2 separate regions of the Homo sapiens genome follow, and region 2 is linked to region 1. Evidence: read pairs that join two places in POLR2A ChIA-PET (ENCODE). Cell type or tissue: GM12878. All regions are shown on one strand. Links, peaks and the distances in the headings refer to the core of each region. The heading gives the core; the rest is flanking DNA.

Region 1 (2,926 bases), core at 321-2,820:
TGGCCTGGTTTTAGAGAGATGGAATGCAGCTGTTATTTATACGGCGTACCAAATAGGAATTTACACTTTGCATGTCATCTGTAATTCTACCTTGCCCAAAGTGTTTCCTGTCTCTCTAAATAACATACCATTGGTAGGTTAGGAGTTTGATTTTGAAAATTCTTAGATTGAAGTCTCTTTATATAGATTAAACAGTAATCAAACAAAATTCTGTTTAGTGAAACCTTTTCAAGGTACAGCTCCTGATCTGATTATATGTGGCGATATGACACAAACAAAATTCAAATTCCATCAAAGAATCTGGGCATTTTCCTAGAATTAAAATAGGATCTGACCTGAATTTTTATATTTATGCATCTTGAAACCCATGAATTTGTGGCTGGTATCCTGAAAAGATTCCCAAAATTGTCCTGTATTTGAAATTAAAATTCATTAATTTGCTCTCAAACATAATTGGGTTTAATATTAAACATGAATAAATTGATAGCTTTGTTCATAAATGCAAAATGCCTGTGTGTTAGCTATGAAACCCTTATTGTTGCTTTTATTCCTTGCAGTGGTGGTCAAAATATAACCATGATGGGCAGAAATTTTGATGTAATTGACAACTTAATCATTTCACATGAATTAAAAGGAAACATAAATGTAAGTCTCCAGCTGCTTTGTAATAATAGTTGTTTTCAAGGATGGTTCTATTTTCATCACACTATGCTATGTTGGGGGTATTTTTTGTTTCTGTGACTTTGGTGTTATAAACTTTTACCTATGCTATCATATATTCTATCCATGCTAGAATGGAAATAATAAGACCTTATCCTTGTAGCTGAGTATTTCTAGTTGCAGCAATGAGGAAAGAGAAATGAACTTGGTACGATAAGACCTGACATTTTCTTTTTATGTGATTTGTGGCAAGTCACCCTAATGAGGCAATGCTTATGAATATGTGTGAAAATGCTCCGTGAATGGTTAAGGTGTGATATAAAGAATTGCATTTCTGTGAAGAGTAGGTGGTATTGTTCCCATTGCACAGAGAGAGTTGGGTTCACAGAGGTTAGATGACTTGCCAAGGTCCCAGAAATCTTGTCATGTGCTTCTCCTTCTCTTCGACCCAATTTGTTCCCTACCATCTGATGTCACCTTCTCTTACCTTTCGTCTCCCCACAGGAGAAATGGTAGGAGGGGTCTGGTTTCCACCTTTGCCCGATTCTCCCACTGGTGCCTCCAGATGGGGATCCTCTAGAGCAGGGGTGTCAACCTTTTGGCTTCCTGTGGCCACATTGGAAGAAGAATTGTCTTGGGCCACACATAAGATACACCAACACTAACGATAGCTAATGAGCTAAAAAATGGTTTGTGCATAATTTCCGTGATATCCACCACCACAGATAAGCAAAAAAGTCCTCACATTCAAAAGGCTGGACACGGCTGCTCTAGATGGAAGCTTCTGATGCCAAGAGGGGAGATGAGGGATTTCACATACAAGTCAGGCCTCCAAGTGTACTTGCACACACTTCTAAATATCCTTCCCCATTCTTTCTTCCCCTTTTTCCCTCTCCTTGATGAGATATGTGAGGTGGCTGCCTCTCTGGGGCCCTGCCTGACCACTTCCTGCCAAGGCTGACACACTCCCTCCTCAGGAGCAGTGTGGGTTCAGACCCAAATTCCGGGGGCCGCCTGATAGGCCGTCCTTACAGCCTTGTGGTGCACACATTCACCTGCTGACACAGTTCAGAGCCACTTCCAAGCCTCACACTGTATCTGACTCCAGGCCTCATCTCCATGGTGTGAACACCTCCAGTTGAATGGCTCGTATAGTTTGACCCTCTGAGCAGAGGCATTACCTGAGTTTGTCACGGACTTGCTCTCCCTCCTACTTGCTGTTCCCAAATCAAGTTGAATTTTTTGAGCACCTACTGCAGGCAAAACATTTTGCTGGGTGCAGGGACAAAAGATAAGTGAGATAGTCATATTGCCTTCATGGAGGCAGGCAGCAAATCTACATTGGGATTGAAAGTTGAGGCTGGGTGTGGTGGCTCACGATTATAATCCCAGCACTTTGGGAGGCCAAGGCGGGAAGACTGCTTGAGGCCAGGAGTTCGAGACCAGCCTAGGCAACATAGTGAGACCCCCATCTCTATAAAATAAAAATTAAAAAAGTTGACAGCACAGAGTATCATCAGGTTCTAGGTCCTCTGGTTCCCTAACTGTTCAGAAACCCTGTGAGTCCAAGAAGACACCATTTCTTTTCACATTAAAGAGAAATTAAACATGCATGGGATTAAGTACGCCTGCAGTATGGAGTGGGGTGGGTGGAAGCAGGGAGGTGAGTTCAGGTACAGAGGACAGAGTCCTCGCAGGCCCGTGCTGGGAACATCACTCAATCCTGCTTAGTGGGAACCTAGAGGGTGGGTCTGGAATGACCAAGAGCGATAGCTGTAAAACTGAGCTGGGGCCACAAAAAGCAGCGTCAGACTGAAAACTTTGCCCTTAATTCTGTAGGCAGCAGGGAGCCACTGAAGATCTCTGAGCAGGAAGTGACATAGGTCTAGGTACACTGGACTCACACTGGACCGAGACAATTAGTGACAATGAAAGCAGTCAGAAGGTTACCAATGGGAAAAGAGACTATGCAGAAAGCAGTAGACTAGGGAAAGGGGAGGATTCTGACCCAAAAGGCTTCGGTGTCCTGTCTTGAGTCCTGGGAAACCACGAGAAAAGAAGAGAGTGTCCAACCCCCAGCAGGGGCCAGCTCCTGAAGTGCTTGTTGCCGCTGAATCACTCTTTGTTGGGGAACCTCCTGCAGGGCGGTTATTATTTTGGCAATGGTGCACAGCTGAGTTTGGAGAGGCAGGAACTGAAGAAAGGCTGGGAGCCCAGTGAGGATGCTCATGCCAGTGCAGGTGTGTCTGAGACGTCCACAGTCTCT
Region 2 (2,926 bases), core at 202-2,701, 220 kb after region 1:
TTAAAAACTGATGGAAAGTTCTTTATTTGCATTAAAGTATGTCCAAAAAATATAGTTTCCCCTCAGGAAAAAAAAAGCAGAATGTAGTTTAGCAAGTACAGTGCTGTCCTAATGTGAATATATGTGTGTACATATGTTAATATAAGTGTACAAAAATATCTGGAAGAAGGTCAGTCAAAATACAAGTGTTTTACATTTTGTCTTTTGGACTTTTTATCTGGTTGGTGTTTTTTGTAATTTATTATTTTACAAAAACAAAGTTGTGTTTTATGTTTTAATTAAAGCTGTGCCAGTGAAAAGGGAGCCAGTTGACTCTTGACCTTCACAAGTAGGTAACCATGATGAAGTAACTATGTCTGGGGATCTGAGTCTCAGCTTTTTTGTGTCTATAAATTTGATTATATTCATTTACCTATAGTTGGACAAGCTAACCTACCACCTGGACATCATAGTTTTGACTCCCCAAATTGGACTGGGTATCCATTCTATGTGTTCTCTGTGTGCCTGTCATGGTATTTGTCACACTGTACTGTAATTCCCTCTGTGCCAGTAGATTGTTTGCTCCTGCCATACATATACACATGCACATACATACTTTTTCTGCTATATGTTACACATTTCTTTTGATTTATTATTTGTCATCTACATTTGTATACAGAAGTTTTAATTTTCATTAGCCAAAATGCTAATGAAATCACATAGATATTAAAGGGATACTTGGAACAACTTTATGCCAATAAATTCAGTAACTTAAGCAAAATGGACAAATTCCTAAAAAAATAAATAAATAAATTACCAAAAATGACACAAAAGAAGGAAAAGAAAATCTAAATGTTTCAGTGTCTGTTAAAAAAATTGAATTTATAAGCAAAACACTTGCCACAAAGAAAACTCCGGGCAGATGACTGCACCAGTGAATTTTATCAGACATTTAAGGGGGACAAAGTACCAATCCTACACCATTTCAGGAAACAGAGCAGGGAGAAATACTTCTATACTCATTTTATGAGGCAAGCATAATCATGCCAAATTATTTTTCCTGATACCAAAATTTGACATTTTGCAAGAAAATTATAGACTGATAGTCCTCATGAATATATATATATATATAAATTCTTAAGTATTAGCAGATTGAACTTGCAATATAGAGGATTACATACCATGACCAAGGAGAGTGAACTTAACATTGAAAAATCAGTGTAATTCATCACATTAACAGAACAAAAGAGAAAAAAAATTGTTTCAATAAATGCAGAAAAAGGATTTGACAAAATTCAAAGCCCATTAATGTTTTAGAAAAAAAAAAAAAAACCAACTCTAAGCAGCCTAGGAATAGAAGGGAATTTCCTCAATGATTTGAAAAAGTTAATGGTGAAATATTAAATCATTTTCTCCTAAGATCAGGAATAACAAATGTAAGACAAGAATTTTCTGCTCTCACCGCTTCTATTTAGGAAATTGGAGGCCCTAATCAATGCAAAAAAGCAATAAGAAAAAGCGTAAAGACTGGGAAGACTCAGATATCCTGATTTCAGAACTTGCTATGAAGCTACAGTAATCAAGATAGTACTATACTCTTATAAAGATAGGAGTACAGATCAATGGAATATAATTGAGTCCAGAAATAAAGCCTTATATTTATGGTCAGATGACTTTCAGCAAAACACCAATACAACTCAATTGGAGAAAGAGTAGTCTTTTCAACAAATGGAACTGGTAAAACTGGATAGCCACATGAGGAAAAAAATTAAATTGGAACTCTACCTCACACCATTTATGACTATTAAGATGAACCAAAGATCCGAACACAAGAGCTAAAATTATAAAACTCTTAGAAAAAAATATAACTAAATCCTTATCACCTTGAATTAGGCAGTGGCTTCTTTGATGTGACAAAAAGCACAACCAAGGGAAAAATGAATGCATTAAAATTAAAACATCAAAATCAAAACCTTTATGCTTCAGGCTGGGCGCCATGGCTCATGCCTGTAATCCCAGCACTTTGGGAGGTCAAGGCAGGTGGATCACCTGAAGTCAGGAGTTCAAGACCAGCCTGGTCAACATGGCGAAACCCCGTCTCTACTAAAAATACAAAAATTAGCCAGGTATAATGGCGTGCACCTGTGATCCCAGCTACTCGGGAGGCTGAGGCAGGAGAATTGCTTGAACCCAGGAGGCAGAAGTTGCAGTGAGCCAAGATTGTGCCACTGTCCTCCAGCCTGGGTGACAGAGCAAGACTCCATCTCAAAAAAAAAAAAAAATGCTTCAAAGAACAGTATCAAGAAAGTGAACAGACAACCCACAGAATGGGAGAAAATATTCTGAAAATCATATATCTGGTAAGGGTGCACTGTTCAGAATATAAAGAACTCATAATTCAACAATAAAAATCCAATTTAAAAATGGACAAAGGATTTCAATAAACATCAAAGAAGATATACAAATGGCCATAAGCACATGAAAAGATGCTCAATGTAATTAGTCATTAGGGAAATACACATCAAAACCAGGTGATACCACTTCACTAGGATGGCTGTAATTTTTTTAACGAATGGACAAGAACAAGTGTTAGGACATGGAGAAATTGGAACCCTCATACTCTGGTGATGGGAATTAAAAATGTTGCCACTACTTTGGGAATAGTTTGGCAGTTCCTCAAGAGGTTAAACATAAGTTTACCATATGACCCAGCAATTTCACTCTTAGATATATACCTATGTAAATTGGAAAATACATTCACTCAAAAACTTGTGCACAAACGTTCATAGCAACATTATTCATAATGACCAAAAGTAGAAACAACACAAATGCCCATCAACTGGTGAATGAATGAACAGACTATGGTGTATCCATACAATGGAATACTATTCAGCCATTAAAAGGAATGAACTACTGATTCATGCTACAAATTGATGAACCTTAAACA

The links. Peaks named below come from ENCODE experiments on the same cell type or tissue, not always from the same donor. Only the 100,000 strongest peaks of a DNase experiment are listed, where the experiment ranks them.
Region 2: POLR2A ChIA-PET joins it to region 1 with 6 read pairs; 1 of 35 experiments calls an interaction of 5 or more read pairs at or near these places.

Annotation. Positions count from the first base shown.
Region 1 is chr12:94,243,381-94,246,306 of GRCh38, forward strand. PLXNC1 (plexin C1) reads left to right here. Exons shown (of 31, transcript NM_005761.3): 12 at 558-645. Among named protein-coding and RNA genes, the nearest start is that of PLXNC1-AS1, 68 kb to the left of the region's middle. In GM12878, for the core only: no CTCF peak of the experiment used is centred there; a DNase peak (open chromatin) is centred at 1,643; H3K27ac peaks cover 1,239 bases.
Region 2 is chr12:94,461,759-94,464,684 of GRCh38, forward strand. CEP83-DT (CEP83 divergent transcript) reads left to right here. Exons shown (of 1, transcript NR_027035.1): 1 at 1-812. Among named protein-coding and RNA genes, the nearest start is that of CEP83-DT, 3.2 kb to the left of the region's middle. In GM12878, for the core only: no CTCF peak of the experiment used is centred there; no DNase peak of the experiment used is centred there.